Regions from separate parts of the Mus musculus genome. Here region 2 is linked to region 1. The links are chromatin loops, found by intact Hi-C in ENCODE. Cell type or tissue: gastrocnemius. All regions are shown on one strand. Links, peaks and the distances in the headings refer to the core of each region. The heading gives the core; the rest is flanking DNA. Region 1 holds the start of Lcn4 (lipocalin 4). Region 2 holds the start of Abo (ABO blood group (transferase A, alpha 1-3-N-acetylgalactosaminyltransferase, transferase B, alpha 1-3-galactosyltransferase)).

The links. Hi-C counts contacts between places; a loop is a spot of excess contacts. Peaks named below come from ENCODE experiments on the same cell type or tissue, not always from the same donor. Only the 100,000 strongest peaks of a DNase experiment are listed, where the experiment ranks them.
Region 2: a loop joins it to region 1, with 2.8 times the contacts of the local background. A loop is called at or near these places in 2 of 42 quality-filtered maps.

Annotation. Positions count from the first base shown.
Region 1 is chr2:26,668,696-26,680,719 of GRCm38, reverse strand. Lcn4 (lipocalin 4) reads left to right here and starts at 9,438. Exons shown (of 7, transcript NM_010695.1): 1 at 9,438-9,545; 2 at 9,988-10,118; 3 at 10,354-10,424; 4 at 11,264-11,374. The coding sequence starts at 9,453. In gastrocnemius, for the core only: no CTCF peak of the experiment used is centred there; no DNase peak of the experiment used is centred there.
Region 2 is chr2:26,857,447-26,869,470 of GRCm38, reverse strand. Abo (ABO blood group (transferase A, alpha 1-3-N-acetylgalactosaminyltransferase, transferase B, alpha 1-3-galactosyltransferase)) reads left to right here and starts at 4,476. Exons shown (of 6, transcript NM_030718.5): 1 at 4,476-4,600. The coding sequence starts at 4,588. In gastrocnemius, for the core only: no CTCF peak of the experiment used is centred there; no DNase peak of the experiment used is centred there.

The sequences.
Region 1 (12,024 bases), core at 3,270-8,269:
TGGGGAGCTCTAGGGATGGTAACTTCGACAGGAGCTAGGGGTCCAGGAGACATGAGGGAATGCCTTCTGTCCCATGTAGATGAAAATTATCACCATAGGGTCCTACTGGGGTTCACGACCTCAACTCGACTGGAGACCAGCCTGTCTGTGCATAGTCCATTACCCCACACTACTCCAGTCTGTTTCTTAGGACCATTTGGTTGGAAAATTTTTTCCATCCCTTTAGTCTGAGCTAATGTCTGTCTTTGTCACTGTGGTGTTTTTGATATATCTAGCAAAATGCTGAGTTCTGGTTACCTATCCAGTTTGTTAATGTATGTCTTTTTATTGGGGATTAAGTCCATTGATGTTAAGAGATATTAAGGGCCAATGATTGTTTCTTCTTGTTATTTTTTTGTTAGAGGTGGAATTATAATTGTGTGGCTCTCTTCTTTTTAATTTGTTGTAAGAAGAATAATTTCTTGCTTTTTCTTGTGTAGTTATCTCCTTGTGTTTTTCCAACCATTATCCTTTGTAGGACTGGATTTGTGGAAAGATATTGTTTAAATTTGGTTTTGCCACAGAATATCTTGGTTTCTTCATCTATGGTAATTAATTGCTTTGCTGGGTATAGTAGCCTGGGCTGGCATTTGTGCTCTCTTAATTTCTGTATGACATCTACCAAGGTTCTTGTGGCTTTTAGAATCTCTATGGAGAAGACTGTTGTAATTCTGATAGGTCTGCCTTTATATGTTTCTTGACCATTTCTCCTTACCACTTTCAATATTCTTTCTTTGTTCCATGCATTTGGTGTTTTGACTATTATGTGGTGGGAGAAATTTCTTTTCTGGTCTATTCTATTTGGCATCTGTAGGCTTCTTGTATGTTTATGGGTATCTCTTTCCTTAGGTTAGGGAAGTTTTCTTCTATAATTTTGTTGAAGATGTTTATTGGCCCTTTGATTTGGGAATCTTTGTTCCCTTCTATACTTAGTATTCTTAGGTTTGGTCTTTCCATTGTGTCTTGAATTTCCTGGATGTTTTGGTTTAGGAGATTTTTGCATTTTCCATTTTTTGACTGTTTTTCTCAATGCTTTCTATGGTATCTTCTATCTCTTGTATTCTGTTGGTGATGTTTGCATCTATGACTCCTGATTTTTATCTCTAGGGTTGTCTCCTTTTGTGATTTCTTTACTGTTTCTGTTTCCATTTTTATATCTTGGATGGTTTTGTTCAATTCTGTCACCTGTTTGGCTGTGCTTTCCTGTATTTCTTTAAGGGATTCATGTGTTTCCTTTTTAAGGCTTCTCCCTGTTTACCTGTGTTCTCTTGTATTTCTTTAAGGGAGTTATTTATGTCCTTCTTAAAGTCTTCTATCATCATCATGAGATATGATCATAAATCATAATCTTGTTTTTCAGGTGTGTTGGCCTATCCAGGGCTTGCTGTGGTGGGATAAGTAGGTTCTGATGATGCCAAGTAGTATTTATTTCTGTTGCATGTATTCTTCTGCTTGCCTCTCACCATCTGGTTATGTCTGGTATTAACTGGCTGTCTCTGACTCAACATTGTCCCATATGTGATCTTGGGTGTATCAACACTCCTGGGGGACAATCTTTTTCTGTTTGTGATTGGGGTATGTTGGGCTGTAGCACAGGGTCTGCTTCTGGGCACATATCTATCCTCAATTTCTTATCTGCTTCTTTATAACAAATTTCCAGTGGGCCCGTATGACTCTTTTATTGTATTGGGTCAATTGGGTGTGCAGTCTTGTGCTTCCTCAGAGTCTAGGAAAGGAAAGAGAGATGGAGAGCTGGGAAAGTATCACAAGAAGATCCTGAATGCTCCAGGTTCTCCTGGTGCTGTTCCTGGATGAAGTCAGGAGGGTCTTGGAGGCAGAATGAGGAGTGGACTGAGTAGTCACACAGAAGAAGAAGTTGTGTTTGAAAGCATAGATTGCATTACTCTGCTATTGGGGATAAGACAGCTAACCCATCTCTAGGACTCAGACTGAAGCATGAGCACTTGAATCAGCTTTTACTTGATAAAGTACTTCATTAGAGGCATGCAACAGTGAGCAAACATGCACAACTCAGTCTTGGGGTACACCTTTTTTAAAACCCAAGGAGATGTGTGCTCCCATTTGGCAAACTCATGTGTCTGGAATCTGGTGGTTATGATACAATCCGACATGTTTTAGTTTCATTGTTGATTGTCACACAGAAATCTCTTAACAGTTTGTGTCTCAACTCTGCTGGTAGATAAAGGATGTTAACTGTGCAAACAAGATTATTTCCTGTCATTTATTCGTTATGGCTACATAATGGCTTAATGTAGGTCAAGTTAGTTACTATAAAATGGATTGATTCTTGTCTAGGCCAATTGTAAAAGTTAATGTTCCCTGCAACATGGAGGAACTTGGAGCTTTCCTGCCTATTGTCCACAAATGAACCTTGAGCTGACTTGAAATTTCTACCAGAAAACTCATTCTATAACTGTCCAGTTAATCCTCACTCAAACATTAACAGTACAAGCTACATTCTTTACCATGTTTCAGCATGAGAGGTACTGATTTCATCCTCACTGCACTCTGAAATTCCATGAGCTTGAACTTTCCCGTCAGCATCCCCAAAGGAATACACTTGAGATCCTCATACAGCTCTTGTAGTACTTCTTTCATCTGCAGCTGAAATACCTTCCTAATATCCAACAAAACAGCTCTAAGGCCTGAGACCCATATTCTCTGGCTTCTTGCTGTAGTGACTCCACTTGGCAGAACCATTTTCTTTTTTTTTTTTTTCCATTTTTTATTAGGTATTTAGCTCATTTACATTTCCAATGCTATACCAAAAGTCCCCCATACCTACCCACCCCCACTCCCCTACCCACCCACACCCCCTTTTTGGCCCTGGCGTTCCCCTGTACTGGGGCATATAAAGTTTGCATGTCCAATGGGCCTCTCTTTCCAGTGATGGCCGACTAGGCCATCTTTTGATATATATGCAGCTAGAGTCAAGAGCTCCGGGGTACTGGTTAGTTCATAATGTTGTTCCACCTATAGGGTTGCAGATCCCTTTAGCTCCTTGGCTACTTTCTCTAGCTCCTCCATTGGGAGCCCTGTGATCCATCCATTAGCTGACTGTGAGCATCCACTTCTGTGTTTGCTAGGCCCCGGCATAGGCTCACAAGAGACAGCTACATCTGGGTCCTTTCGATAAAATCTTGCTAGTGTATGCAATGGTGTCAGCGTTTGGATGCTGATTATGGGGTGGATCCCTGGATATGGCAGTCTCTAGATGGTGCATCCTTTCATCTCAGCTCCAAACTTTGTCTCTGTAACTCCTTCCATGGGTGTTTTGTTCCCATTTCTAAGAAAGGGTGAAGTGTCCACACTTTGGTCTTCGTTCTTCTTGAGTTTCATGCGTTTAGCAAATTGTATCTTATATCTTGGGCAGAACCATTTTCTTCTGTCAGTTTCCTTCATTAGAAGTGTGACACGATACAAATCATAAACAATACATTGGAGGAATTATAGAATCTGGATCATATATCAGATGATATGGTTCTTAATGTAAGCTGACATAAGTGAATCAGCTCTGACTGTGGGTACTGGAGATTGACACCATCAGGCGGATCAGGATGTAGAGTTCTGTGGCAGACCTAGAGATGTATTCCTCTGGTATTCATCACCTTTCACTGTGGCCACTGGCAAATGTTCTAGTATTCTCGACACAGTGACTTCAGCTTAGGTCCTAGAAGACACAAGAGCAAACTTGATCTCCTGCTTGCAATGAGAACCACTCATTTCCTAAGACTTGATTTTCCTTCTACATTTGTAATGGAGAATTGCTTTTCCATACTATCACTCTGAGTGTCCTATAGGTCATTCTCTGGTTGGAGACTCACAATCTGTGAGGTTGCATTAAACATTTGTGGTGAATATAGAGCTGAACAGAGCAGACATCGTTAGCCTGCCTTGTGATGGTAGAGATTGAATTGTTCCTCATTTCCGCTAACTTTCATGTCAGGATGTCCGTGTAAGATATGACCACAGAGGTACTCTTTAGAGATCTCTGTCTCTTTCTTGTGCAAATAGAGTCCTGCACGTGATCTGAGAGCCCCAGTGTATAGAGCAAACTCTGCAGAGCAGATTCAGAAACCAGGAGCTGCTACCTTCCGCACTTGAATGCAGAACTTCTTTTGCCAAGAGTGGTCCGATCCCAGTGTCCAGACTCCCCCCGTGACTTCTTTCAATAAAGCTGGTTCCTATTCTGGGCACATGTGAGACAATCTAATGGGTCCCAGCTTTGTGTTAATTAGGTGAAGGCAGATGATCCTAGCTTAGCACAATCTTAGAGAAGGAAAGAGGTATTTTGTTACTCACAGGTCTCCATAGAGAAGCATCTCAGGACATCAAATGTCACAGCACACTGCAAGCTGAGCATGTGTAGTGTGCGCCGTGTCACTGTACCTTCACAAGTTTGCCTTAGTCTTTCAACTGTGTTCACTTCAGCAAAACATGTTTGCTCCAGTAAAACACCATCCAACACAAGTGACTTTCCAAAGAATCCTTAAGTGTCCACTTCAGAGTCCCCTCTTCAGTTGACACTCTCTATTCTATAGCATGTTATGGGCCCAGAAGTCTGTAGGCAGCCTAGGCAGAAGTTCATATAATATTTGTGGAGGGATGGCAGTACCTGCCTCCTGTCTCAGCTTCAGATTTAATGACATCTCCACCTCTTCCTGGGTAGGGGAATGGGCACATGGTATAATATTGTGAGAAAAGTACAAATTAGAACCAAACAATTCACATATATAACTGAATATACCATGACTACACTCATTACCCTGTGTGCTAACTTTAAAATTTGGGAAAATAAGTACAAAATAATACAGTTAAAGTCACATCCTCACTGTGTTAAAACATCCACCTCTCATTTCACTCACAGTAAGCATAAAGTCCTTAGATTGGCCCACAGCTTATTGCTGTTTCTTCTATCCTTTCTCTACCTGGTATATGGCACCTTCCTCTCCCTTCCCTCCCCTCCAGTCTGTTTTTGGCTCAGCCAGGATCATTTTAGCTCTTCCAGTCTCTACTGAATGTTCGTCCCTTCTAAAGTCCTCTGCTTCTTCATCTTTTTTTGGTTCATTTCCTTCACTTCCTTCAATTTTATTTCAATGCCCCCTTTGTGTAGCTGTCTTGGGCATTAACATTGAACCTCCCAATTCTTTGTTCACTTAGTTGTTCCCCAAATGGTTCCGCTTTGGACTTCCTAAGGCTTGTGCCACACTTGTAATAATATATAATTAAGAAATCATGAATGGAACACACAGTAGATTGAGGAGGGACAGTGAATACAATGAACAGTGAACAAAACAGGTGTAAGGAGAGCTAGAGCCACTAACAGACAGTTACAGGAAGTCAGTCATTTTGTTGTGATTTCACTTCTACTTTGCTGCTTCCAACATGGTGTTCAAGTGTTACACCCTGGGGTCTTGGCCAAGTCACATGTCAATTTTGGTTTTGTTTTAAGATTGGTTGGATCCTCCTACAGAGACAATTACACCATCCCTACATAGAATCTTTTTTCTTCCTACACATCTGTGTCTTTGATTCTCTTTTCCACTGTCACTGATCCAGTTTAAAAGACTTCTCTGTCTTTGCCCTCTATAGAACAGATACCTCATTTTATAGGCTCAGGCCAGCCTCCTTCTCATACCTAATATCATTGGGAGTGATTATATATGGTAGTGGTATCTTCAAGGTCTTGACGTCTTCATTGCAACTGAAACTACACTGCAACCAATGGCCTCTAACCTCTATTCAGGTGTTCCAAACTTGAAATATAATGCGAAGTCTCAGATTCTCTCCATGACTTCTTCTTCATCCCTTCAAAACCAGAACTATGTTGAGAACTAGAGAGATTGCTCAGTGGTTAAGGACACTTGATTCCCCCAATGGCTTTTCCAGGCCAATGTTCCAATGCTACCACAATCCACCACAACATACATTGTTAGCTGTGTTATAGCAATTTCCTTCTCCTGGAGGGATAAGTGTCCTGATGGATTTGCATTGTCATGGCAGGGAGGTTGGCAGCAGGTCCACCATGGTGGCAGAAAGGAAATAGAACTCATATCACAAACCACAACAGAAAGCATAGCTAGCAAATTCTAAATGTCACGTGGCTTTTAAAATTGGAAGGGACAGGAGAGAAGTACAGAGGGTCAAGAAATTGAATGGAAATATGTAGCGGTGGGGGATGGGGAACAGGGGATAGCCACTAGAAAGTCCCAGACTCCAGGGAAGCAAGAGGCTCCCAGGACCCAATGGGGATGACTTTAGCTGAAATATTTAACAAAGGGGAGACAGAACTTGTAGAGACCTCCAGTGGATAGGTGTGGCCACCAGTTGAGGGATAGGGCCACAAACCCGTCTCAAAATTTTTAACCCACTGGGGATCCATCCCATATACAATCACCAAACCCAGACACTATTGCATATTGCAGAAAGATTTTGCTGACATGACACTGTTATAGCTATCTCTTGTGAGGCCATGCCCATGCCTGGCAAATACAGAAGTGGATGCTCACAGTTGTATATTGGATGGAGCACAGGGCTCCTAATGAAGGAGCTAGAGAAAGTACCCAAGGAGCTAAAGGGATCTGCAACCCTATAGGAGGAACAACAATATGAACTAACCAGTACCCCCCAGAGCTATGTCTCTAGTTGAATATGTAGCAGAGGATGGCCTAGTCAGCCATCAATGGGAGGAGAGGCCCTTGGGTCTTGCAAATATCATATGCCCCAGTACAGGGGAATGCCAGAACCAGGAAGCTGGAGTGCGTGAGTTGGGGAACAGGGAGAGGGGAGGGTATAGGGGACTTTCAGGATAGCATTTGAAATGTAAATGAAGAAAATATCTAATAAAAAAAAGAAAAGAAAAGACAAGACAGGGATAAAAATGGAACAGAGTCTAAAGGAAAGGCCATCCAGAGTCTGCTCCACATGGGCTCCATCCCATCTGCAGACACCAAACCCTGACACTATTGCTGATGCCAAGAAACAAATGCTGACAGGAACCTAGTATGGCTGTTCCCTGAGAGGTTATACCAGCACCTGGTGAATATGGCTATGGATACAGCCAACCATCAAACTGAGCACAGGGACCCCAATGAAAGAGCTAGGAGAAGGACTAAAGTTTCTGAAGGGGTTTGCAACCCAACAGGAAGAACAATATTAACTAACCAGACTACCCAGAGCTCCCAGAAACTAAACAACCAACCAAAGAGTATATATGAAGAGATCCATGGCTCCAGATACATATGTAGCAGAGGGTGGTCTCATCTGGCATTATGAGGAGGGGAGGCCATACCACTTTCACCTACACAAAGAGACAAAGAGCACCACAGACTTGGGGCCAAGTGCCCAAGTATCAGAGCCCATGAAGGTCATTGTTGCTCAAACTTCTGTATACAATTAAAAACAAAGTCCAGTAAAATAAAGACATGAAGATGCAAAGATCATGAAAACCATGCCATCCAGAAAATGAACACCATGGGAGGTTGATTCAGTCTGCCTCAAAGAGAAATCTAGGAAAGATAGAACCTGATAACTGTATTTTTTTTACTCCCAAGAACATCTACTCTCTGAGGTCTCCACATCATGCCCTGCCTCAGTCACATTGGACTGACTGCAAGCCCTTCCTCAACATGGATTCTTTCATCACTTTTCCTTTTGGATCTCTGAATACACTTGGCAGAAATCAGCTCCCTGAAACACAGAGTAGGACTGATGGGTGATAGGAATACAGAGGCTTCTCATCAGACTGTACATGAGAGTCATGATTTGTCAATAACCTATGGCTATTCTTTCCCACTGGTTTTGGAGGGGGAATTGGGGGGATGGAGTTAGGATGGAATTACATAGAGCACTGGTGTAAATGCTTTTATCAGTGATCCACACACTGGTATATATGTTATTTAATTTCAATCAACAAAGCAACAAACAGAAAGGTCTTTGTCATTCCAGACATGGAGACTCCACCTTCTCATTATTCTTTGCTTCTAAAGAGCACAGGCTCCGCCCTTTCTCCTTTTGAGATGATAGACTTCTTGCTCAGTAGCACCTTGCATCCTGGTGTCAAAACCTAGGTCATATGAGCTTGTCAGCAAGAGCCAAGACTTATCAGAGATTGCTCATTAATATTGTTTATTATGTGGAGCTGTTGATCTTGGGTCCACAAAGGCACAAAGACACTATTGTAGGTCCAGCACCTATCTCCAGAGCCTGGACCAGTTGTGTCTGAGATCAAGACATTGAGGGCCAAGAAATGCAGATTGAGGAGGAAGGAGGCAGAGTTCCTGTTGGGGAGGGAGCTGGCCTGAGTCAGTAGAGAGGGCAGACAAGGCAGCTCATCCATGAAGTCTGGATACAGGAGGGCTCTGGCCTCCTTGTGTCCATCTTGGTCTTTTTATTAAAAAGAATGAGACTTGTGATCACCTTGTTGGGCTGTCAGTTTTCAGACATATGTGAGGGTAAACCTAGGTCATTCAGTATAGAAGAGAGCTCAATTATGCATAATATGCTGGGGCTCTATCAGTTCCTAAAGGAGGTCCTCAGAAGCCCAACAGAGCAAAGGCTCCAATATCCTTTGACAAATTGATATCCCAGAGTTCACAGACTCTTACATGTCTCTTAGTGAACACACAATCATTATTCCCTGAATCGTGGCTAGAGCTTTTCCAATATCAGGATAAAACTGTGACACATAGGCATCATGGCCCTTCTCCTCAAGAACCTAAAATGTAGCAGAGGAGGTACCTTTTGGGTAGAGCTAAAGAAGTGAGACACCTGAGAATAACAAGTGCTCTAAGAGACCACTGGCAGCCCTGGCTGCATAATGCAGCAGTTCAGGTGACCGTTGGCCTGAGTGTGGCTTGGAGCCTCTTAGAGGTGCTACTTCAGTTGACCCCAAGCCATTTCACAATGACCATATACATGTCTATTTTGGGCCTTCTAGACATGAGAAATAGTGATTTGGGATCCCAAAACAGAGTGTGGGCTGTGGAAATCAGCAGGACTATGCATGGTGGAGAAGCCAAGTCCCTTCTTGAGTGGCAGAGAAGGTGGCTGGGGAAACTAAGACTGTGTTAAGGGCTGATGATGGTGAGTGGATAAAGGCAGCCCTCCTTTTCTGGTCCACAATGCAGACTGTGTTCCCACCCCAAACCTGAATCGTTCAATCTCTCTGGACTCCTTCACGAGATGGCGATGACTTTGAAGATCTTTTGTCTTGAGGTGGCAATGAATGACCAAGAAGTCCTAAAAACAACAATATTCACCCCTATGACAAATGGCCAAGAGGGGTGTGGCCAGTGTCATTTTTGTCCATAAAGGGCATCCTCTGAGGAGCCAACACAGTGTCATTGTGTCATGCTTGCTGCCTGCTTTGTCTGAGAGCACACAACCTGACCATGAAGAGCCTGCTCCTGACTGTCACACTGTCTAGTCTAGTGGCAACTCTACAGACCTATGATGACCTTCCCTTCATCTCAGAAGAAGATAAAGTGAGGCATGGAGGGGTGGCAAACAGGTGCACGTGGAAGGTTTGACTGTTGGACAATGCCTGAGTACCAGAGCTAGTAATCCTGAGGGTTTCAGTCCTCTGAGTCTGAGCAGAGAATGCTCTTCTCCAGCATACAGGGCCTCCTGGTCCTCAGACTTGGACCAGGGAAAGGTTCATGAACAGTGACATCCAGAACCATAAAGTGTCACTTGAAAAGACCTCTGTGTGTTTGTTCCTGGAATCCTAACTGTTTTTAGCCTTTGGAGACAGTCAGATTCCATTTAAACTGGACAACCATATGTAATTCTAATCTAATTGTATGAAGCATGGTGTTGGACCTCAACAACTCAGGGGAACATTTTATGCTTAGGGATATATGTACAGGCAAACTAATTAAGACTTGGGTATGAGAAAGTGTGGGCTTAGGACTCTGTCTACTCCAGCTCTCAGGTGTCTGGTTCATAAAGGCCACAGTGAGTCAAAGAAGAGAAGTGGAGGGGGAGACTCTGGTTGCATTTCCTATTAAATTTACATGCCCAGAAGAAGGAACCTTGGAGCTCAGGCACACTCTCGCGTGAGTATCCCACACGGATCTTTTCATCTTTCTTGCCTCTCCTCTGTATTTTGGATATTGATGACAGAAAAGCCCATTCCTTCGAGGGGCTATAGTCTTCACATGCTGAAATTTAGGAGGGTGCAATATGGGATTTCAGAGGGCATTGTGCTAAGGCCGAGGAACCAGGTGTACAACCAGAATGGAGCACAGGTGTATTCAGAAAGAGGCTGCACATCACTTTCCTGTTTTCCAGATCTAAGGGAGAGTGCATTAATGTAGGAATTCGTTTGCAGAGAACAGAGGAGCCTGGTCAATACAGTGCCTGTGAGTCCATGTTTCATTTTCTCATCCTTTTCTTGTCATAAACCTCTCTAATCAATACTGCTTAAGGGGGGGTGGGTTTTATTTAGCTCCCAGTTCAAGGCACAGTCCACAGTGGTGGAATATTCCAGGCAGCTGGAGCAGGAAGTATCTATTCATATTACACAATAGTCAGAAGCGATTAGTGAATCCATTCCTGCTAGTGCTCAGATCGTTTTCAGAATTTTACGAAGTCCATTGTCTGCTGCCCACACAATGTTCCTGCCCACAATTAAGATGAATCTTATACAATAAATTAACATAATCAATATTATACACACTATTATAGTCAACTGAATAATTCCAATGTGATTCTAGATTATGTGGATTTATTAGTCAACATTGGACCCCTGGATGCAGGTGACTATAGGTTGCAAGGCAAGATGCTTGGTTGTAGTGCTCCTGGCCTGCTTACTTTTCAGGAAGGTCTACCCTTTAACTCCCAGGTGTTTTCAGAAATCAGTTAAGCTCATAGAAGAGACCATGCTTCCCTCTAGATACTACTGTCTACTGCCCAATATGGATTCTGAAGCTTAGAATTTAGGAAACAGGCCAGGGTAGCTGCTAAAGGGCTAGTCAGCCACAGCCTTCATCTTCCCTGACACCTAATGTCATGTCTTCATAGCTGGGGATAACAGCTTTCCATGAGGAACCTCTGTATTGTGATGATATCATAGAAAGTCTTGGAGCTGGCTATATGGTTGCTCATGGGTTATTGTTGAAACCTTCTAGATTGTTCTCAGTGTGGGATGAATGTTCTCTTTTAAAAAGACACTACAGATCTATTTCTCTTTAATCTGCAGTTTGGGGCCATACTCTCTTCTATATATATGATCTTCCAGTGAAGGACCACTACATCATATACTGTGAAAGCCATCCGTTTCAGAAAATATCCCAATTTGGATATCTCATAGGTGAGGAACATCAGAGATCAAACCTGCCCATGTTCTCCATGATCATTAGCTATTTGAATGCTCAGCAACTACATCCAGGCACTGGGAAGTCTAAATCCTCTGCCGTGTCCTTTCGCAAGTGTGGATAAGGTGCCATGTGATCACTATAAATGCTTTGAAATGGTAAGCCATGGTCTGTGCAGAATTTCCAGTGCCATGATCAGATGTGACCTTGAGCACTGAGTAATAGGACAGAATTTTTATTGGTTTACTCAATATCTTGTCTTGAAGGTCTCAGGTTTTGTGGCAGGAAGTTCTCATTGAAGGGCTGTGTCTTAACAGAAACCTTTTATGGGCAATGCTGCCCTCATTCCAGGGACAGGAAACAGACTAATTTACCTTGAAACACAGTTTCCTGTTGGTTAGACTGTAACATTTCTTGGGTGCTTAGGATATCACCTATAGGTGTGGTCATAACTGTGTGACCCTATATGTCAGTTATACCCACTTCCTGTTGACAAGCTCCCCAACCACCATCCATTTTGTACCTCCACATTCACTCTAAAGTCTCCTTCCCCTTGTTCCCATATGCTTCAGGTTGAAAACTCTGGTTCTATGAAGTCTTCTCGTCTTTATGTCAGTGGACTCTAATAGGGCTCTGTAGTCATACT
Region 2 (12,024 bases), core at 2,414-7,413, 190 kb before region 1:
TTGAGCTGCCTTCAGTCTATGCAGACAGCTCCAGGGTCGCACTCTTTGCCTGTATTGGTTAATTTTACCATGATGCAGCTGCCTTTGAGCCTTTCCTGCTCTTTTGTGTAACCCCTCAGCTACTCTCCTGGTTGGTAATGCCAATAAAATCTCATTGGTTCATGAAGTGGGACTTGGGTGCAATTGTTCCTTTGGTCTGACAGCTCCCTGACTATGGTGAATTGATTTATTTGGCTTACACCTCATAATTAAGGGAAGCCAATGTAGGGACCTTAGGCAGAAGCTGAAGCAGTGGGGCAGTGACCATAGATGAATGCTGCTTACTGGCTTGTTAGCTTGCCCAGGCACTTTTATTATATGTCCCAGGCCCACCTGCCTAGGGACGACACCATCCACATTAGTCTGCGTCCTCTCACATCACTCAGCCGTCAAGAACTGTCCTCAGACATGCCCATAGGTCAATCGATGAAGCAGCTTCCTCAGTTGAGGTTCTCTCTAGCCAGGCAGATCTAGGTTTGTATGAAGTTGACAAAACTTACTACAGAAACCTCCAAATGAAAAGAAAATTTGATACATTTTAGAAGTATCTAGGTTGTGCTGAATTTGGATTTTAAAGTTTGGTCTCAAGGCTGGAGACTCAATCAGCAGTGATGATCACATGTTGTTCCTGCAGAAGACCCAGGGTTTACTTTCCTGCACGTGGTAGGATACAACCATCTGTAACTCTAATTCTAGATTCTTTTCTGTGGACACCAGGTACATGAGCAGTGCTGAGATTACATGCAAACAAAACACCCGCACACATGAAATGTTTTAAAAGAGATTTTTAAAAAAATACAGTTTGGATTCACAGCTGAGCAACTTTATGAGGCCACACCCTCCCCTCCATCTCCTCACTTAACACCCTCTCCATCAATCTCCTTATATTGTTCATTCATATACCTGTGTTCTCCTATCCCCTTCCTTTTTTTTTTTTTTTTTTGTTTTTCGAGACAGGGTTTCTCTGTATAGCCCTGGCTGTCCTGGAGCTCACTTTGTAGACCAGGCTGGCCTCGAACTCAGAAATCCACCTGCCTCTGCCTCCCGAGTGCTGGGATTAAAGGCGTGCGCCACCACGCCCGGCACCTATCCCCTTCCTTAAGAACCCATCTCCCTATCAACCCTTCACTTTAACTAGAGTGTTACCGTGGGAAAGGTGAATCAGTTCGTCTTGACAGTGAGTACTCTGCTCTGGCCCCTGGTGCTCATTTATTAGGGTTTTAGGCTTTTAAAGTTCTCCCTAGGGGAATATGGCCTCATACATGATCTGGTTAGCACCTAGGTGGTCTTTGCTGCAGTCATTACGTCATTCTTAATCACTGTGTGTTTCCCTCCTGGGGTAAGTAGGCATACATGTGTTGTATCTTTTTAGAAAAAAAAAATCTTACACATGTGACTTTGTTCCCTAAATTCTTAGGGACCTTCACAGATAGTCACACATATAAAGAAATGGGTGGAGACAAGGCTCCGTGGTTAAGAGCTCTTAGTAATCTTGTAGAGGAGCTGAGTTTGGTTCCTAGAACCCAAGACTGATTGTAACTCCAACATTAGGGGATCTAACTCCTTTTGTTGACACCCATGAGGGCATTGTTCTCATGTACACAAACCTCTGTCCCTCTGTCTTTCTGTCTCTGTCTCTCTAACACACACACACACACACACACACACAATTCACAGAGGGCAGGGAGGGAGCTAGGTAAGTGGTCAACTGCATAGCAGCATTGGCTGCTCTTCCAGAGGACCTGGGTTGAATACCAAGCACTCCAGGGCAGTTCACAACTGACTATAATCCAATTCCAGGGGTCTGATGCCCTCTTCTGTTTTTTCCTGGCAATAGGCACGCACATGGTTCGTGGAAACACATGCTGGCAAAACACCAATACGTAAACACAGACAAACAATCAAACCCCTTAAAAGAAAAACAAGCAACCAAAATGAGGTAAAAATTTAATAGAAATCAGAAGTAATGAAAAATGGCTAGGGGTTGGAGAGTTGGTGCAGTGGTGGAGAGCAAGGGTTGCTCTTGTAGAGGACCCTGGATTTTATCTCCGAACCTACAAGCCTTCTGACCTCCTTGGGCATCTGGCATGGATGTTGTACATACTGTTGTGTGGTACTCACCAGAGTAGACTGCTCAGACATGGGTTTAGGGCAATAGAAAGACTTTATTAGCCAACAAGCAACTGCATTTAGTGTTCAGGATCCCCGTGTAACCCCAAGCCTTTCTCAGGGTGAGCTTTTAAACAGAGGAAAAACAACAACAACAACAACAACAACAACAACAACAAAAACCATGTTCTAGGTTGACATACTTCAGTTAACAAGAACAGCCAGAAGTATAACTAGAGAAACCAAAAAGCATGGTTAGTGCATTTAGAGACTCTCAGAACTATGGACTGCCCAGAATTCTGATGTCTGTATACACAATAAAGTTTTCAATCTGCGTCTATTAAAGGTTTAACAATATTTTGTCTGTGAAAGCCACGCTGTTGGACTCATTGCTAGGGAGAGTCCAAATCGGAGGATCAGTTTCTGTAGGAATTTCTTTAAAAGATTTTATTTATTATTATATCTAAGTACACTGTAGCTGTCTTCAGACACCCAGAAGAGGGCATCAGATCTCATTACGGGTAGTTGTGAGCCACCATGTTGTTGCTGGGATTTGAACTCAGGACCTTCAGAAGAGCAGTCAGTGCTCTTAACCGCTAAGCCATCTCTCCAGCCCCTCTGTACTGTTGTAGCTTCTATTTGAGCAGTTTCCGTTCATATGGGGAACACTTTTACTCATCTGGAAAAGGTAGCTATAAAACGTAGCAAGTGCTCATATCCTCCCCTGGTAGGCCACATCTTGCTGAAGACAGCGTTTCTAGAGACTGCTAGGATGTTTATTTCTTGTTTGGACCCCATTCTGGGTAACTGCATTTTGTTTTGGAGTTACTTGAGCACAAACCCAGCATGTGGCTGAGACACTGCACTATGCTATTCTGTCTTGGTCTAACATACCTTGGTCTGAGGAACTCAGTAAGTTTTGTGGACCCTAGATGAGTAGTCTGGTGAAGAAGGTCAGTTAGACCCCAGAGACCTGCCAGTGGTTTTTGGGAGATTGGCCATTCTCTCTGGTGCCCTCCATCAACCGGTGTGTATCTTCTTTACCATGGTCTCAGGCAGAACTGGGTCAGGATATGTCATCAGAATATTAATTAGCCCCACTGGTCCTAGGACCATTTATCATTTGTTAGGCAGACAGGTGAGCACCCTGGCAGTGGAGGACAGCAATTTGTAGGGAAAGCCAAATAGCCTGTAGGAGAGCCAAGAATCTTTTCCTTGTTTTTAATGTCCTTTTACCCAGCAGTGAGAATCTCTCTCTCTCTCTGCCTCTCTCTGTCTCTCTCTGTCTCTCTCTCTCAGTCTCTGTCTCTCTCTTTCTCTCTCTCCCTGTTCCCCTACCCCCACGTGTGTGCGCAAGCTCCATAGATCATGCAGTGTGCATGCCCAGTAGTAAAAGCACGACGACTGTTCATGTACATGGCGGTCGACTTTACTTTTCCTCATCTAAAAGCTTGGGGCAGATCAATCAGTTCTTAGCCTTTTTTTTTTTTTTAAAGATTTTATTTATTATATGTAAGTACACTGTAGCTGTCTTCAGATCTCATTATGGGTGGTTGTGAGCCACCATGTGGTTACTGGGATTTGAACTCAGGACCTCCAGAAGATCAGTCAGTGCTCTTAACTGCTGAGCCATCTCACCAGTCCCAGTTCTTAGCCTTTTGATTGATAGAAAAAATCATGTGTTAGGCTAATACATTAACACTTTTTTGTTGTTACAAAGATATTAGTTCAGACAGAGAGGTGGATAAATAATGGCTATTAAGGAAGGTGACATTAGCCCAAGGTAAACTGTAATTAGACTGGTATGGCGACAGTCTTACTTCTCCATCATTAGTCAGTTAGCCTTGTAGAAGGTACTTGGAAGGTTTAGCTTCTTTCGAGGGAACTTTGGTTCACATGACGTTTTTCTAGATTAAGTTGACAAGATTGAGAGATGGAGACAAGATCTATGTGAGTTTAAGGACAGCATGATTTACATAGTCAAGTTTAGGCCAGCCTTGGGATACATGACATCTTGCAGAGAGGTACAGAAATAAAGAGATGGCGTGAGAGAAAAGACTGGAAAAGATGAGGGGGAGGAAGAGGAAAGGCAGAGGAAGGAGAGGGGGGAGGGAGAGAGAGGAGGGAGAGACAAAGCAAGCTGAAGAAGACAGTGGGACAGACTTGAGGACCATAGCAAAGTCAGGTTAGAGCATGACAGCAGAGGAGAATCACCCACAGTCCCTGTGATGTGACCTGTGGTTGGAGATACCTGTCTGAGGACACTTGGTTCCTGTACACACGCCTGGGCAAATCAGAAGTCTGCCAGAGTTCTTCCCCGCCCACAGGTGTTCAGAGCTGTGTATTATCTCCCCTGGGGGTGAGTTCTCCTGTGTGCCTGAGACCTGGCCTGTGCCTAACAGCTTGCTGCACAGACACTGAACCATCCTGGGTTCTGACATGAATCTCAGAGGTGAGCTGAGGAATAAGGGGCTGGCTGTGGGCACCCTCCATCGATTGTCTACCATCTGGACCGGGCTTCTTTGCTGCTGGGGTCAGAGGCTCAGATGGGGCAGGGCCAGGCAGGCTGGGCTGGGCTGGCAGGAGCCCCGAGTGTCCCTGGATCTGTGTTTGTGCATGAGTACTGTCAAAAGGTGGGTAAGTGGGGCCAGAGTCACAGTGGAAAATTCTGATCTGACTAGGCAAAGCTGCTGAGGGAGGGCACTGAATGTACGTGATCTGTCTGCCCTTTACTGGACATCCTCTTCCCCACACGCTAGCTATTCCAGAACACAGGTGGTGGTCAGTGGCTATGAATCAGGCCCTGCAGGAGCTCCTAGGAGTCCAGGCCACCTGTGGGGAGAAGGGGAAGGAGGCCAAGGGCAGGAGACTCCAGGTGGCTGAGTCCAGTAATCCTGCAGGGCTGGAGGGAAGGGGTGACTGGGAGGAAGGGTGGGGTTGGCTCCCCAGCCCTCACCTGGTCAAGCTAGGGTCAATTCAATAGCAAAGAAATATTCTTAGTACTACACAAAGAAACACACAAACAAAGCAAAATTAATCCTGGAAGAGAATTTCTTTTTGCCAAAAGTGTGTGCTACCTGTGAGGAATACAAGAGAGTACAAAGTCCACTTAGTTTCTATTCTAGTTTTAGTGGTGACTGTGCCTCACCCCATCCGTGGGCCCGGATCTTACAGACTGACACCATTGTCTAAATCCTAGTCAGCACAAAGGTGACCAGCAAGATTGACTCCCCAGGCATGAACACCGGAATATTGACCCTTGATGGCTCAAGACCCTCGACAGTGCAAACTCACTTTTCACTCTCCATCCTTTCTTCCTGTGGTAAAAATACATAAAACAAAATAACCATCTGAAACATTTTCCCCATAACAAAGAAGATAGAGTTTTCTTATTTATTTTTGTGTGTGATGTGTACATGTGAACATGTACACATTGGCATGCGCGAGGGGATCAGTGGGAACTCTGTGGAGGAGCTTTTCTTCTAACTCCTGGGTTCCCGAGCTCAGGCCCAGGTTGTCAAGCTTATGCAGGAAGGAAGGCTCTACCTACTATGCCATCTTATGGCCAATCTTAGCAATTTTAAGTAAAAAGTTCAGCATCTTTAAATACATTCATTTTAAGTAGGACTGCACAACTTTCTATTCTGGTGAATTTGGAGGGGGAGGAAGCTTGGTGCTACCCTCCAATACCTCAGGGAGGGGCACTGAGGCCTGACAAGTGCATTGGTCCAGTGTGGGATGGAGCAAGACTGTCATAATTTCTAGGCAGGGCCCAGTATGGTTCAGTTCTGGGATGGACGTTTGGATGAGGTTGAGGTTGGGTTAGAAAACAAGTTGCTTTCAAGTTTTTGGGTAGCAGGTGTGGGGTGGGGATGTGCTGTGGGGAAAAGGGAGCAAAGATAATGCAAAGAAGTGACCTGGGCAGGAAAATCAGGGGTGTATGGAAGACTGGAGGTCAATCTTGGTTGGTGGGTAAACTCTCAGAGGACAGAAGAGAAAAGTGGGTCAAAGCTGCCCAGGTGCCAGGGCAGCTGGTTTAGAGGCAGGTAGGGAGGATGGACAAATGGGAGAAAGGCTGGGGCTCTGGCGCTGGGCAGATTTTTCAGTATTTTTTTTCCTACAAAGGCAAGGCATGGGTGGGGTAGGGATATAGAGGAAATGTCACTTTTTTTAAAACCACAGAACAGGTTCATTATTGCTTTGCTCATGTGAGGAACTACTAGAATGGCAAGTGTAGCAAGGCAGAGGGAATGACCTAGCATTTCCTGAGCTGTAGCCCAGGTTAGTAAACAGTGTGAATAAGCCACTTCGAGGGAAAGAGGAAGGAGCCATAGAAACAACAAAAGAGGTGCGCTGTGGGTGTGGTAGACTCTTCTCCCTGGCTAATGATACAAGATCTATCCTGTAAAAGAGGATAATTGTGTTGGTTATGGGAGACCAAAAACATATAAAGAAGTAACTTGGGAGACACCCAAAGGACAATGACTTCTCATTTTTCATAACTGAATTGATCATTTACACCCTTTTCTTATGCAATATGAAATTAAATCAATATACACTGTAAAAGATCTTTGAGATCTCAATGACAAATTTATTCAGGGGTCAATTGTACCAGAGTGCCTGTAGCATATCCATGTGTGTTCAAAATATAAAGGTATACAGTTAAGTTGGAGTCAGCTTTTGTCATTTCAATATTTTGAAAAGCTTTCTTAATCATTACACAATGGCATGAGATTTAGTACTGAGGATATCCATAGAGGTTAAGTCAGAATCTCCATTAGCAACATCAAAAAAAGGGGAGTGGCCTTTAGCTGTGGAAATGTGTGAATATCACACGATAGCTTTTGAAAATTATTTCAGGTTTTAAAGGACGAGGTTTGAAGCTGTCCCTTTTGAGGGTATAGGTAGAGTACATGCATCCACAATATACATCAGCTATTGAAAGGGTGGTATTTATTTTCCTTTATTTTTCTGGTGTCATTTTGAGAAAAACCTTTTCAAAACATACTGGAAATCTTTGAACAGCGGGGTTTTCTTTTGTAAGTAAAAAGAATATTATCTATATAATATATAACATAAACTTGAAGATACTTTTGCTGCGAGGGCAATGAAACTTTGACCTTTGTTGGAGCTATTAATTACTCCCTGTGGAAGACATTTCTACTGATCTCCCTGTAGAGGTCGTGTATTGTTGAGAGAGCAGGCACAGAATGGTAAACATTTTTTATCCTGTTAGGCTAATGAATATTTTAAAAAAACCCATTCTTTTAAATCTCTCATAATAAGAGGCTAATCTGTAGGAGTGGGTGTTGGGGAGAAACAAACAAACAAACCTGGTTTCAAAGGACTCGTGTGCTGCATGCAAGTTATGTAGTAGCTATCATTTATGGTGAAAATAGGAGGATTCCAAGGAACGTTGAGGGTTCCCTATGTTCCATATCCAGTTCTTGCTATAGCAATATGTTCAGATGTTCCATGTCCTTCTTTTGTTGGCCACTGATCAACACAAACAGGAATCAGTCAACTGTGGTAGGGAGAAGCACACATCACTAGGGAACATTCCAATAAATTTGGAAATCCTAAACCAAACTGAGCATTTCAACCCAAAATCTCAAGGGGTAACACTATACTTTCTTTATTTCCCCCAGTCTTAGGGGCTTAGGTACCTTAATGCTATTAGAAAAGACAGTAACTTGTCTTTGAGACAACAAATCTCATACCTATATATCCTCAGGATATATCCCTGCCAGGATATATCCCTGCTTCAAACAGCTGTATAGATTCTGTATGTCCTTTATGACTTCTCTATTTTAGCATTCAGAACTCCTTGTTTTCACCCAGTGGAAGACCCAATATCAATACCATTACCAATACCAATCAAAGTGGAGGGCTGTGACAGAGTATGACATTTTTGTGGCACCAGTATCTGGTAAGACCAGACAAGGTTTCATCATTTACGTAAAGAATTAAAGAGGGTTGCTCCCTGGTAATGTGCCATGATCTGTTGTGGATTGGTTCTAATGCTATTTGTATTAATTCAGCTCCCAAAATCACACCTGCACGTCTGCCTGTAAGATGATGAGGGCTCCTGCCCCCATTGGCTCTAATTGGTAAATAAAGTGGCCAATGGCTTGGCAGGGAGACAGAGGTGGGACTTTAGGTTTCCTGGGCAAGGGAACACCAGGAAGGAGGAGGTTGGAGCGTCACCATTGCCGGGAAAAGAGAAGGATACTGCCTGAGAAATGTAGGGCAGAGAGACAGAGACACGGCCAACATGTAAGAGTGGAAATAGTGGCCCATGAGGGCTATAGGCCTGGCTCTGTGGTGGCCAATAGAATATAGATTTTAATAAGTGATAATTCAGGAATATCAGAGGGGTGAGTGTGTTAACTGTGGGGAGATTTAAAAGTGCCTAGCTACTGAGCAGTTTAAGGCATATTAAAATAGAAGGCTGTGTGTGTGTCTTTCATTTCTGAATCCAAAACATTTGGGCAGGTAGTGAGGCACTCATGTGTACCAGCTGGGAAGTTTAGAGTGGATTAACCTACTACTGCTTCAGTGACCACGTGACGTGGCACTTTTCACACCCTGGAATTCTTATTATGAACTTCTTCATCAACTACACCAGTGACAGCAGGAACCCCCATTAAATCTATACTATCTCCCCCCAAGTCATCCCACTGGGCTTGGGGAATAGGTCCTCAAAATTCTGTAGGCATTGCTTGTATGCCCACTGCACTTGTAAGAAACATATTTCCAGCTGCTGGCAGGTCTAATCCTGTATCCCCTGAGGTAGATGCTTGGAGAGATGAAACATTTCATTGTCCATTGTCTGTGCCCCTGACTTGTTGATAACTGTAGTTATTTCTGGGATCACAGGCATAGAAGAAAGGAGCTGCCAATCTTTATCAAACATGTTCTCTACTGATGAGCCAACACGTGCAGAACTGGCATATTAAAATTACCATTAGCCTGTCAGGGAGCCAAGGTATAGTCCTTCTGTGGGTGGCCTGGCTTCCCACATCTAAAGCAAATCAGCCCACCTGGTCTCAGTGCTTGTCAATAACAGACAAAATGCCTTTGTTGGCTGAGCAACCACCTGTTTTTTTTTTTTTTTAAGATTTATTTATTTATTTGATGTATATAAGTACACCATTGCTCTCTTCAGACATACTCATTACAGATGGTTTTGAGCCACCATGTGATTGCTGGGAATTGAATTCAGGACCTCTGTAAGAGCAGTCAGTGCTTTTAGCCCCAGCCCCCCGCCCCCTGTCTTTTTTCTTACTACCTTTGTAAGGCAACCAAAAAAGAATCTCAACAAAAGATTCTGAAAGGACCATTAACATTGAGGAAGGTCTGGGTAGGTTTCAGGCAATTTTTGTCATGTTCACACTGCAGCCACTAAAATAGGTCTCTTTCTCAGATGAGGCTCTTGACAAGTGGTGTTGGTGGCAGTGGCAGCCATAACACAGGCACACATACCGCAAGAAGCTAAGTGAGAAAAGTGTGCAGTGAGGCTTTTCCCTGGACCCTCTGTATTTGGGCCATGCCAGGAAGCTGTTGTCCACCCAGTTAATGCTTCCTGGAAATGCCTTCCCAGAGATGTGTCTTGGTTGATTCTAGGTTGATTTCTAGATCTCACCATGTTGACAGTTAAGTTTAACAGCCACAGAAGGGTTGGCAACTTTTTTTTTTGGTTTTTTGAGACAGGGTTTCTCTGTATAGTCCTGACTGTCCTGGAACTCACTTTGTAGATCAGGCTGGCCTCGAACTCAGAAATCTGCCTGCCTCTGCCTCCCAAGTGCTGGGATTAAAGGTGTGTGCTACCACACCCAGCAGGGTTGGCAGCTTTTATGTGGCTGGATTTTATGAATTCTTTGTGTACTTTGGATGATAGTCCATCAGATAATGTCTTTTGCAATCAGTTCATGGGCTGTCTTTTTGCTCTTTTGTTAGAGCAGAAAAATATAATTTTAAGGAAGGGTGGCTTTTAGTCGTTTCTTTCACATACCTGTCTTTGGTGTTGTATCTAAAGCATCATCATCAAAACTCTCATGGTTGGGCTGGTGAGATGGCTCAGTGGGTAAGAGCACCCGACTGCTCTTCCGAAGGTCCAGAGTTCAAATCCCAGCAACCACATGGTGGCTCACAACCATCCGTAACAAGATCTGACTCCCTCTTCTGGAGTGTTTGAAGACAGCTACAGTGTACTTACATATAATAAATAAATAAATCTTAAAAAAAAAAAAAAAAAAAACTCTCATGGTCAGCCTGGAGCAATGGCTCAGCGGGTAAGAGCACTGGCTGCTCTTCCACAGGTCCTGAGTTCAAATCCCAGCAACCACATGGTGGCTCACAACCACTTGTAACAAGATCAGATGCCCTCTTCTGGGGTGTCTGAAGACAAAAACAGTGTACTCACATACAATAAATAAATAAATAAATAAATAAATAAATAAATAATATTTAAAAAACAAAACAGACCTCTCATGGTCCCCTTTTCCTCCTGAATAACTGAGTAACTTTAGTAACTGATTTGCATGTAAGTCTGTGAGCTGTATGGAATTAACTTTTATGAAGTCTGGGTAGTGTTTTTCTTGTTTGTTTTGCATGTGAATGTTCAAGTGATCAAGATATGTTATTTCTCCACAATATTGGCCTCAATATTTTGCTTAATGTCAGTGCATTGACATTTCTGGGTCTATTTCTGGGCTCTTTATTCTGCCCCACTAACCTGTTTGTCCAGAATTTCAAACACCATGCTCCCTCAGGTAGTGAGTCCTCAGGCTTTATCCCTCATCATTATGTTGTTTGTCCTGGGGCTTTTTTGCTTCCCTGCATTAAATTTAAAATCAGTCTTTTATTGAGACAGAGTGTCTTATCTGTGGTTGATTTTGGAGCCACTAGGTAGCCAAGGATGGCCTTGAAATCATGATTCTCCTGCATTCACCTTGTTTTACTGCTGTGAACAGACACCATGACTAAGGCAACTCTTTTTTTTTTTTTTTTTTTTTTTTTTTTTGGTTTTCTGAGACAAGGTTTCTCTGTGTAGCCCTGGCTGTCCTGAAACTCACTTTGTAGACCAGGCTGGCCTTGAACTCAGAAATCCACCTGCCTCTGCCTCCCGAGTGCTGGGATTAAAGGCGTGTGCCACCACACCCGGCTCTAAGGCAACTCTTATAAGGACAACATTTAATTGGGGCTGGCTTACAGGTTCAGAGGTTCAGTCCATGATCATCAAGGCAGTAGCAAGGCAGCATCCAGGCAGGCATGGTGCAGGAGGAGCTGAGAGTTCTACATCTTCATCTGAAGACTGCTAGCAGAATACTGGCTTCCAGGCAGTTAGGATGAATGTTTTAAAGCTCATACCGACAGTGACACATCTACTCCAACAGGGCCACACCTTCTAATAGAGCCACTCCCTGGACCCATATACAAACCATTGTACACCTGCAAACTGCTGGAATCTGCCTAGTTTTGTGCATCTTAGGAAAGCCACACTACCAACTGAGACAACGTTCCAGCTCTAAATCAGTCTTGATTCTTACAAAATAACTTGCTAGGATTTTGATGGTGCTCTGTTGACTCTTTATTGAAGGCTGGGATGGACAGGTGTCTCGACAGCTTTGAGATGTCTTATATATAAACTGTGATCTCTTTCTCCTAATGTGCCACGTGATGGGAGAAGGCAGAATGGAACCTTGCGACTTGCTTGGCTGGTATCTACTTCCACCGTGAGCAGGCCAGCTAGCTCTCAACCAGGCAGTAGAAGCCTGAGAAGGAATGGCTGCCTAGGAGAGAAGTGAAGGTTGATGATGAGATATGCTATGGCCTTAAGGCTCCAGGTTTCTGGCACACAGTAGGCAGATCAAG